2 separate regions of the Homo sapiens genome follow, and region 1 is linked to region 2. The links are chromatin loops, found by intact Hi-C in ENCODE. Cell type or tissue: PC-9. All regions are shown on one strand. Each heading gives the region's core, and the rest is flanking DNA. Links, peaks and the distances in the headings are about the cores only.

Region 1 (5,384 bases), core at 258-5,257, 590 kb before region 2:
TGAATAGTATAAGACAATAACAAAACTCTGCAAGTTGATCTACAGATTCAACACAATCCTTATCAAAATCCTAGCTTTTATTTTTTCTGAAAAAATATTCATGTTCCAAAATGTTGCTAAGACCTGGGACAAGACAAAAACCCTATTGCCAGGATTTCTTCCCACCAAGCCCATTAGTTTGTTCAATCGTGTCTACAGATCTTAGTGCATCCCTAAAATCTAAGCATCAGATTTCAGTTACATTGCCTTTGATGTTTGAAGCACAGAGTTAGGACATCATTGGGATGCTGGTACCATAAGTACAGAATACAACATGTTAAGAACATTAAGATAAAAACTATCCACAGGATTTTAGAGACTGAAGCTCTCTATTCTCATTAGAAAGTAAGAATGTGCTTTTGAAAGTGAATGCTGCCACAGACACGTGTGGCCTAAAGATCTGCTTGAAAGAGAAAAGGACGAGCATCTCTTCCCATCTATAGCTCGCTATGGCTGCTGAGCAAACCTGCATAGTGGAGATGTTCCAAGCCACCTAGCTCTACCTTGGGGGCTCCAAACAGCTCCACTTGCCATTGTCGGGCTCACATTTGTGACTCTACCAATGAAGCTCAGGCAAGGTGAAGTCTTAACTTGATTTTACCTTCCCAAGGAGAAAGGAAATGAAGCCATTCAAGGTTTGCTCACACCTGTGATCTCAGCCGTACAGCAAGAGAAAGAAAAGGCCTTGCAAGTAGACAAGGCTGATTGGACTTTTAGCTCTGCCACTCACTAATTTTTTAAAATCTCTAAAGTGGAAAAATAGTATCTGTAGATTATAGTGATTAAATTAAAAATGTAATCTTTCCAATTGCTCCATGAAATATGGGCAATTCTATCCTAGTAATCAGTTGCATTTATCACTTAAAGATGAATTTACCTTATTTTTATAAGATTGCTTTGGGATATGGTTGTGGGAATAAAAAGCAAATTCCTCTGCCATTTTGGGTTTATTCTTTATTTCTAAAGGAAGGAAAGAATAAAAAAGAAAGCATACAAATATCAGAGACTTGCAGCCCTATATCCTGGACTGACAGTGCTATTATTCTCTCCTCTGAAACTTTTTCCAGCTCCACTTCTAAACTTGAAGTAAATAGACAGGCCAATGGCCAAGCTGTGGCAGTACCCCTTTCTACTGATTGCACACACCCATTTAACACTTGCTGCACAAAGCTGACACCAAGGAATTTACTCCAGTGTTTCAATTATTTGAAACTCTAGATTCCCAAAATATCTAAGTAACTATTGTTTTGCTTCTTGCTTTTCTTTTCTCCACTCCTCCATGAATCGGGTTATATTGATCAGCAAGCAAAGAAATACATTCATGTATTTATTCAATGAATTAGAAATGCCAAGAGTTCTTCTGGGAGCACTGAAAAACTCTGCGTTTTTGCCTACGCAATGCAATAGTCAGGGTGACAAAAGAATTATAACTTAGATTTGGACACACATTCCAGTCTTCTTAAACTTTTATCCATAACATATTTTGGAGTAGAAAACATTATTTGATAGGGAAGATAGCCTTTTTAATGGGGAAAAATAAAGGGGAAATGAACCCCCATCAGACAATTCTACTCTTCTGCCTAGCTGAAAGTGGTTAAAAATAAATAAAATTTCTTTATTTTCTAATTAACAGCCATAGAGCTGGTCTCGGGAAACTATGCATTAGTAGTCAATAAAAGGGAAAAGGTCCAACATCACCATGCAAAGATGGTAATTAAAAACAGGAGGAAGAAATGCCTGTTATAAATTACACTACACTTGAGGCTATAAAAATCCTCTTTTTAATTAACTGCAAGAAGGAGGCAAACAAACTGAGCTTTTACCATTGGTGACTGAAGTTTGGAGACAAATGATACAATCATTTTTTAACGTGTCATTGGTAAGCCAAATACCAGTAATCACCATCTCGAGGGGTGTGGATCATCCTGAACAAATTTCAAAAAGATTATCATTGAAAATTGTGGAGTCTTCACTGCTTCACTCTAGCTCACCTATCACAGCAGAATCCAGAAATATCTACCGTAAGAACCAGACTTTTCCCAAAGAACAAAGGCATTTGTCCAAACTTCCTATGTGAAAGTCACAACAGAAACATCCAATACTGCAGATATTTAATTGAAACACACCTGCCTGTTTTCTCTGTTGCAGAGAAAGCCATTCATTTTAGAAGTAGTTTGTTAGTCAAGGACTCTAGACTTCAGGGTCTACTGCCAACTTCATTTGTGTTTCTTTCGCGGGGAATGGGGGTTAATTTTTACCTTGGCCACTATTTCACGTGTTGTTAACCATCATATTATCAGAATAATGGTGAAGTCATTATTGATGTATTATTTGGTTTCGTAGGAAAATCCTGCCACATATCTATAGCATGATAATGGTGACATGTGTGACTTCGAACCTCTTTCTGGTCTCTTATCCAAATCTGTGGTTTACTGTGGTCCTGAAGATTGTAAAGCAAACATCAGCACTAGGTTGGGAATTATTTTAATACTATTAAGTAGTATGATTCAGTATGGGGGAAAGAAACTAATCCTCAGGAAGATTAAGGAGCCTGGCTTAACAATTAGTCAAATTAAATGTGTCAAAGTAGAATGAGAGATGGCATTGCACCTCCCATGTTGCTCTTTATTTTCCAGTTTCTCCTCTTAGAGCTTTAAAAAAACGACGATGTAATCACCTGACCAACTTACTTTTCCTAACAAAGGAAAAATAATATGATTTCTAAGCATTTTATTTCTGTTATAGAAAAAAAAACTTTAAAATATAAAGACTAAAGGCAAACTACCGTACTATAAAAGCTGTCAAGTGACTAGATGCATCCCTGGAAAGATGGAGAAAGGGCATTATTTAGGAACGAAGTAAGGACCAAGCCCTCACTTTGTGTCAACACAATTTAGTCCTTATAATATCTGAGTCTATTGCCATATGGCAGCGCGTACTTCTCCCTTTCGCTCATTATCAATCTTCAGCGCCACAGTTATAGAGCAACACAGCTGAAGGTCACATTGAAGGATGATTCTTGAGAATAAGGTGGAGTTCTAGGCAGCGCCTCTAGATGGCACTCTTTCTTATCAGTAGTCAACGCGAAGTTTCATTTCCTATCTTCACAACAATCAAATGACTAAAATTGGTCCTCTTATAATTTGATATAATTGTCCTATGCCATCTTAATAGAAATCTGGATGCTTACATAACACATCAGTCAAAGTTCACCAACGGCAAATTGTGGTCTTGATTTAAGGAAAAAAAAAATCATATATCACCAGAATACTTCATTTTCTGCTGCTGTCCCGATTGAACCCTGCATAGCCAGCATTCTACCATGTGGAAGTGATCCTTTCAGACCTATTCAGTTCTTACAGCTCACGTCAACCCTACCTCCCATGTCACTAAAGTAATAAAAGAAGAGGGAAATCAGCATATCTAGTACCCAGACAGGTTACCTCCTTAAATTTCGTACCACTCAACAAGAGCTAAGTGAGGGTGAAAGTCACCGTATCTGTGGCTAGAAGCAGAAGAAACTGGAGTCAAGTGAAAAGTAGCTGAACTTCTCACCTACAAGACTATCTCTGTAGCTAATGGATTGGTGACCTCAACAATAACACTAGTCTCCCTGCGTCACTGATGGCACCAGGGATGCTTCTGTGAAGCTTAGAACTAACCTTAAAGTTGTTGCGGCACCCTTCACCCCCCTCCCAGACACAGTAGTTCCTGGATGAATGAGAAATGTCCCCTCATGTCCTTTAAATACTGCTGCCTCTCCCCCATAAACACACACAGTTCTCGGGAAACAAGGAATACCTTGTTCATGCTTTGAAGAGGGACACACTTAAGCACTAGTGGCATGGGCACACTTACGATGAGTATGGTAACCAGTAACGAGGAAATGTAGAAGTCTTGAGTGTTGGTTGTAGAGCAGAAAACTGAGGAAGGTTGATGAAATTTCTACCTTTTATGCTTCAAATGAATTTAGTGAACACACTTTAAAATGCCTTAGGGGTCTCCAAGAATTCATAGTTCCGTAGTAACTATAGGTATTTCAGAGAATGACAAAGTAAAAACTTGTGCTCCCCTCAAATTTATTTTATTTCACTTTATCTCATTTTACCTCCTGATCCTAAATGTAGGCATTCTATTTTTCAAATCTGGACTTAACCATGAGGTTTGCAGATAGATCTCCACATGAATAGAGGGCTTTAAAAAATTCAATACAGGTGGACTTTTAAGATTCTTAAGAAAATACACAGGTGACCTCTCAATAACCCTTTGTCCTCAAAGCAAAGACCCTTGTGCTTCTTTGCAATTAAAAATTCTTATAAACATTCACTCCTCACTGAGTTATTTTTCTAGTAGCTTATCTTGTCAAGACATTACACAGTAAAGGTCATAGGTGCCATACATAAAAATTTAGTTATATAAGGAGCATTAAATAATTTAAATGGACTGTTTAACTTACCCTGGAAGTTTTCCACAAAGCCGAAGGTTTTATTTAGTTGTTTAGTCCATCTATAATTCCATTTTTACTCAGAAAACTCATCCTTAGGACTCAGGAGTGGGGGAAAAAAAACTATAGCTGTAGATTTACTCAGAAACATTTTAAGCTTGCCATTTTCCCAAATATTGCTCAAATGTTTAGAGCTCCATAAAACTCAAGCCACATTGGATGAATTCTTTAAACACCACCAAATGTAGTTTTCTAAGAAGAAAGCTGCCAATTTTTTAAGACACAAGATTTGAGCCTCCAGATGGCCCTTTTCGGAAGGGGTGAGTACTAATTGGGTTTGCATGTCCTCGTTTGACTCTTTAGTCAGCAAGATATTGTTGGGCATCCCTTTCTAGAGAAGAGACTAGGAAACCAAAGTTCACCAAAGGCCCAGTTGAAGAGTAGAGAGATAAAGCAGTTCACTATGTGATATTGTTCTATGGGAATTTGGAACTCTCTGTTAACCCATTTATTTTCAAACAAGCTTATTCTTGTCTGACAAAATGCCTAAAAATCAACCTCTAGAAGATTTTTTTCTTTTGGCACGAAAGACTTATTTTTCTAGTTCCCCTAGGAAAGGTACAACAGTCAGGGTTTATTAGCAGTACTTGCATTCCCTTAACTGCTTTGGATGAAGTGTCAAGGAAGGAAGCAGAAATTCAGAGAGGTATTGAGGTTTGTGTATGGTTACTCAGCTTATAGGTGGCTAATCCTTGCAGTGCTGAGTGAACTTTCAGAATGAGCCAGGAAACTAGCTTTGACTATATTTCTCTTTTTTGGGGGGGGCTCTGCAAGCAGGCAGGCACATAGTATAAAAAGCTATTCATATTTGCTTCAGAACAGAATCTCCAGGAAAGAGGCA
Region 2 (5,384 bases), core at 308-5,307:
GGACCCAGCCTTAAGTGAATTATGCATTTAAAGGCACTTGCTCTTGTGAACTAAATTATAAGCTGATTGCCCTGCAGAGATTATCCTTTTTTAATGTAATTTTTATTAGCGATTATACCACAACCAACTCTCAAATTTTATGGGAGGATTAATATAAAAAAGCAGTGGTGCCTTTCTCCTGCATCAATGAGAACATGCTTAGGAAAAACGATTGACTTATCATAATCATCTGCCTAAACAAGCAGATTGGGGCAGATGTGGGGGAACAGAAGGGGAGGCATGGTGGAAAACACCCGAAATAAATTTCAAGATGCAAATGTCTGAGTATTGTTTTCTGTTGCCACCCATTCTGTGTGCCTTTCATAGGCTAACTTGTGTGGTAGCCGGATGTACGTATGCATGTTCACATAAGCACGCTCGGCAGGCATGGAGAAGAGAGCTGTGCGCTGCTCCTGCATAGCCCCCTGAGTCACTTTATGCCAACTTCCTGCCTATCTTGGCATGGGTGGGCAGGGGACAGTACTTCCTAGTGCCAGTGAAATTGTGGCAGTGCCACAGGTGGACCATTATCAGAGCATGAAGATAAGCAAAGATGTAAGAGACATGGAAAAAGGACACATCCCACCCACAAGGCAAGTCTCATGTTCTCTAAATGTGAATGCGCTAACTAACAGTCCTCTTTAACAAGATGGTGCAAAGGACGGGTTTTCTTGTGGTTTGCTTTCTTAAAATCTAGAAAATACATCTAAAATGGTTTTGTGTAACCAAGCCAAGCTGATGCTAAATTTGCCTTCATTTATACCTTCGCCCCAACCTTTTGAACAGTCTTCTTTCTCCTGTCCATGTCCTTCTCCTTGCTTCCTGGCCCTTCTTAAATCCTGCTTTAGCTCTCCCTAAGGCATTACCCATAAATAAAGTGTTGGTTTACAGTGGCTTCTTAGAGCAGTTCCTCCACCCTGGCTGCCTGCCACAACCAATTGGGGAGTTTTTAGAAATATACATTTACTCCCAAACTTGCCATTTTGATGTCCTTGGTCATGTTGTGTTTTCTAAAGAAAAAAAAAAAATTCCAGCAGGTCTGGGATGACCGGGCACCTGGCTTCCCCAGATATTTACTAGATTTTAAACCAGCAAATTAAAGCTGTCGAGGGCCAGGCTCATGCACGTAATCCCAGCACTTTGAGAGGCTGAGGTGGACAGAACACTTGAGTCCAAGAGTTCGAGACCAGCTTGGGCAACATGGTGAAACCCCATCTCTACAAAAAATAGCCAAGCCTGGTGGTGCACACCTGTAGTCCCAGCTACTGAGGAGGCTGAGGTGGGAGGATCACTTGAGCCTGGGATGTTGAGGCTGCAGTGAGCCGTGATTGTGCCACTACACTCCAGCCTGGGTGACAGAGCAAGATCTTGTCTCAAAAAAAAAAGCTGTCAAGAAAATTAAATATAATGTGCATTTAAGCTCTATTACTACTATAGTGTAACCTGCCTTAACCCCCATTTTATTTTCTCCCTTGAGCCTCATCTGGAACCTTCCTTGAGCCTCATCTGGAACCTTCCTTGAGCCTCATCTGGAATTCTCCCTTGAGCCTCATCTGGAATTCTCCCTTGAGCCTCATCTGGAATCCTCATCAGGATTTCCAGAGTTGTACTTTCACTTCCCATCTCTCTCCCTCCCCTAAAGTTTTCTGCTACATTTTCTTCTTTCTGCTCATAAGTCATGACCCTGGGCATAACAGTGTCTGCTCCCGTGGTCCATCTCACTGGCCACTGATGGACATAGTTCGATGAGGCAAAGCTGCCTTGCCTCCTTCAGCACACAGGGACTAATGGACAGACCTACGTGATGCTGAGTTGTTTGCCGATGTGTATTATTATTGCTCTCACATTTTGTCTGTTAGACGTTTTAAATGCTACTGATTTTCTCAGAAAAAGTGAAGATATTTTTGTACATTATTTTCCTGTCTTTTGCATACTCAGCCAACCCAAGGATGCCTGTTTCTATGGCTCCCGGCCTCATCACACATCCAGACTTATATGTGTCAAGAGCTGGACAGGAATTTCTAGCCCTGCAAGTCCCAGGTGTCACTTGTCAACCTTAGATATGGAGCCTTTGTCCCACAACATTGTATCACAATTGCTTTGCCACTTTGTCAGATGACATGGAAAGAAGAAAAATGAGCCCTTGGGTTCTCTGAGCTTAACCCTGCGATTTAAAACATGGCTTGGATGATCCATAGTATCTGAAGAAAATCCCTTAATTGTAACACTGCATCCTTAGTGATTGAAGCCTCAAGCGTTCTGTTAGCTTTCCTTAAAACAATTCCTTTGTTTTACTGCCCCAGGAAGGTAAATCCGGTTTCTACTATTAAACATGTCATTTTATTCATAGTACAGTGGCTTCTTTCAGGGGATGTTTTGTGTTTTTAGACCTGGAGATACAGTGACTAATACTGGCAAACACATTTACATTGGTCCGAAACTTTCCAATACTGAAGGAGCCTTGGCATTTGAACAGAAGGAAAATAAGAATGTATGAATTGTGCCCTACCTGGCACCTCCTGGAGTGGAAAAATAAAACACAGCTCCTTTTAACAGGCATGGACGAGGACAGGGAGCCCCCTTGCGGTGATTTCCTGGAGGCAGCATTGCATTGTATTTAGGATGAAGACCTAGGTTCACCTGCCCTGCTGTGAAATCCAGCTCCAATTTTACCACGTGTGAGGCCTTGAGAACGTTACTGACTCTCTCTGTGCCTGTTTTCTTTCAAATGGGGGTGATCATTGTAAGGACTGATGAAATAATGAATGTAAAACCTTTAGCCCCGTGCCTGCCACATAAGGGCTCCATGTATGTCAGCTTGGCAGTGGGCTACTTCCCTGTAACGGACCCAGAACAAAGCAGTAAACTTTACAGGCCTGGATGCCTGCCGCACTGTGCTGCTGGCTGGTAGAACAGACAAACCCTCCTTAAATTCACGTAAGCACAGGGCACACGGGGCAGACATTATTGTACCGAGATGCACTCATTTTTATGGCCCAGGGATGAAGACCCCTTGACATTCCATAGATACCAGCTCTGGGATAAAGGAGAGACTCCTGGACTACAGGCGCCCAGTGTTGGGCACTTTCTGGAAAAAATTCCAAAAAGGCTAAATTCGCAAAAGAGAGAAGTGAGACAAATTGGCCTCCATGTCTGTCATCAACTATGGGGATGGAAATGAATGGTTTTATGATCTGGGAGATGATGTGACATGTCCTTTGGACAATAATTCATACTCCCCTTGAAAAACAATGTTTAAGGTTGTTATACAGATATATTGGTGTGATTCCAAAGATGCTGGGAAGGCCTTTCTCAAAAATAAGCCACTCCCAAATGACTTAAGTTGACAGTAATTTAAAGAGAACCATTTACTCCACAAACTGAACCTGGGTCTAGAATGAAAATAGCTCTAAGAGAAAAAAGGAAGTAACTAACATCTCACTAATGTGTAAATTTGTAATAACGTACCTTTTCTGGAAGCATCTTGAGGCGTTCAGCTAAAAGGAAGGTCTCAGAAATACTATGTTGTCAGCATACCATGTTCTCCCATATTTGCCATGATGCTATTAATGACCAACATTATTATTAGGTCATTTGTAAAGGACAGTCCAAGCAAGGGGGATCATGCTACTTATAACAGTGGAGCTGCCCCAACCAAAATCTCAAACTCTACTCCTCTATATATTGCACTGTGCATTACGCTCCTGCCTGGCCTCAAGTGATCCTCCTGCTTCCCATCCCAAAGTGCTGGGATTATAGGCATGAGCCATTGCAGCCAGTTTGCAAATTTCTTTTTGTAAAAGTAAATTAGCTAGGATCCTTTCTAGCAGAGAGCCTCCTGGCTTTGTCACTAGCTTTGTGTTCTTAAGCAAATGATACAGTTTAATCTGTATTTGGATCTTTGTGTTGCACAGGAAAATCGTCCCCACCCTGCCTGCCTCAGAGGCCTGGTGAGTGAAGTGGGTTGTGGAATGTGAAAGAGCTCTGGGAAGTCCAAAGTGCTGAGGAGGTGTGTATTACTCACTAAAACCTGCATCTTTCACTGGTCCCACTCAACATTTAGAGGATTCCCTTATCTACCACCACCCCTTCCCCTACAAGCTCATCCCTGAAGTACTAGATGGTATCATAACTTCCTTCTCCCCCTCAAAGGAAAAAACCTCATGACACTTGGACTCTATTTGCCAGCATGGGAAGTAGAACAAAGGCAATAGTAGAAGACAGTTCCAACCTGCTCGGGGAAAGAGACAGCTGGACTGGAGACCACCCCGGGGAGGGGGAGATTCAGAGCATTCCAGGGGTTGAGGGAGAGTGTGGTGCCAGACTGTCAGCCTGTACACAGTCCACCCCAGGGCCACTGACAACTCTTCAGAGTCTGACATACTGTTGGAGAAACTGATCTCTACCCACTTGGGAACAGTTATCAAAAACAACAAAATTTTAGAAAGCAGCCAGGGAGAGTGGACATCCTCTCCCCCAGCATGGGGACTGAAGTGAGGCACACTCAGGTCCTTACATCTGGTCACCTAATGTAAGAGTCACATAGAGGGGCCACAGCAATGGCCAAAGTTTTGGGAATTCACTGGGTAAAAGTGGAAGTAATGGTGACTCAGTTATCCCAGGGAGACAGGATACGCATGGAAAGATGCGATCCAAGGCCATCCTTTCAGGTAAAACTCGGCTCACCTCAACACCACTCCCTGAGAGCAGCACTGTCATCCTGACTAGGGAAGACCCAGCTGCCAGCTCTCTGCTGCCCTGTGGGGTTGCCCAGCCTGGCCTCACTTTCCCTGTGGAAACAGCAGAAGGAAGGACGGGAAGAAGGCGTAACTGTCTCCCCTCAGTCTAATGCTGAGCTGGTCTAAGCCGTCTACTTCATGTTTCTGCCCTCTGGCTCCCCCATGACCCTCCATGGTGGCTGAGCCACCCTCCCTACGTAAGGTTGCCCTTGTGCACCTACCACCCGCCCAATCTGCTGGATGTGGACACCACAGGTGGAAGGAGTGCGAACCAGTGGCCCCCCGCCCCAGCCAGGCTTCCTGCAGTTCCCTGTCCTGCTTCTCTCTTTGTTCAATTCCTCTCTGCTGAGGTGGGATGAGGGGAAGGAAGGCAGAAAGAGGCTGAGGTTTCCACATGAGGGGTAGATGGGAGCTCTAACGAACATTATCCTTACAAAGCATGAGCGGCAGGAAAGGGGAAGGAGGAGAAAGTGCTGAATCTACTTTGGAAGCCATTCAAACCCATCCAACAGTCTGTCAACAGATGACGGCTTCTAGCGCTTCCCACAGACCTTAATTCCATAAGCAAACCCACAAGAGACGTTGGCCTAAATTTTCATTCATTGA

Evidence for each region. Peaks named below come from ENCODE experiments on the same cell type or tissue, not always from the same donor. Only the 100,000 strongest peaks of a DNase experiment are listed, where the experiment ranks them.
Region 1: it touches region 2 in a loop (12-fold over the local background); 6 of 110 quality-filtered maps call a loop at or near these places.

The regions. Positions count from the first base shown.
Region 1 is chr14:25,398,516-25,403,899 of GRCh38, reverse strand. All of the region lies in intron 2 of LOC112268135 (a long non-coding RNA gene), which reads right to left. Among named protein-coding and RNA genes, the nearest start is that of LINC02286, 240 kb to the right of the region's middle. In PC-9, for the core only: a CTCF peak has its summit at 3,090 (motif pointing right); no DNase peak of the experiment used is centred there.
Region 2 is chr14:24,803,642-24,809,025 of GRCh38, reverse strand. No RefSeq gene overlaps it. Among named protein-coding and RNA genes, the nearest start is that of GZMB, 170 kb to the right of the region's middle. In PC-9, for the core only: a CTCF peak has its summit at 2,608 (motif pointing left); no DNase peak of the experiment used is centred there.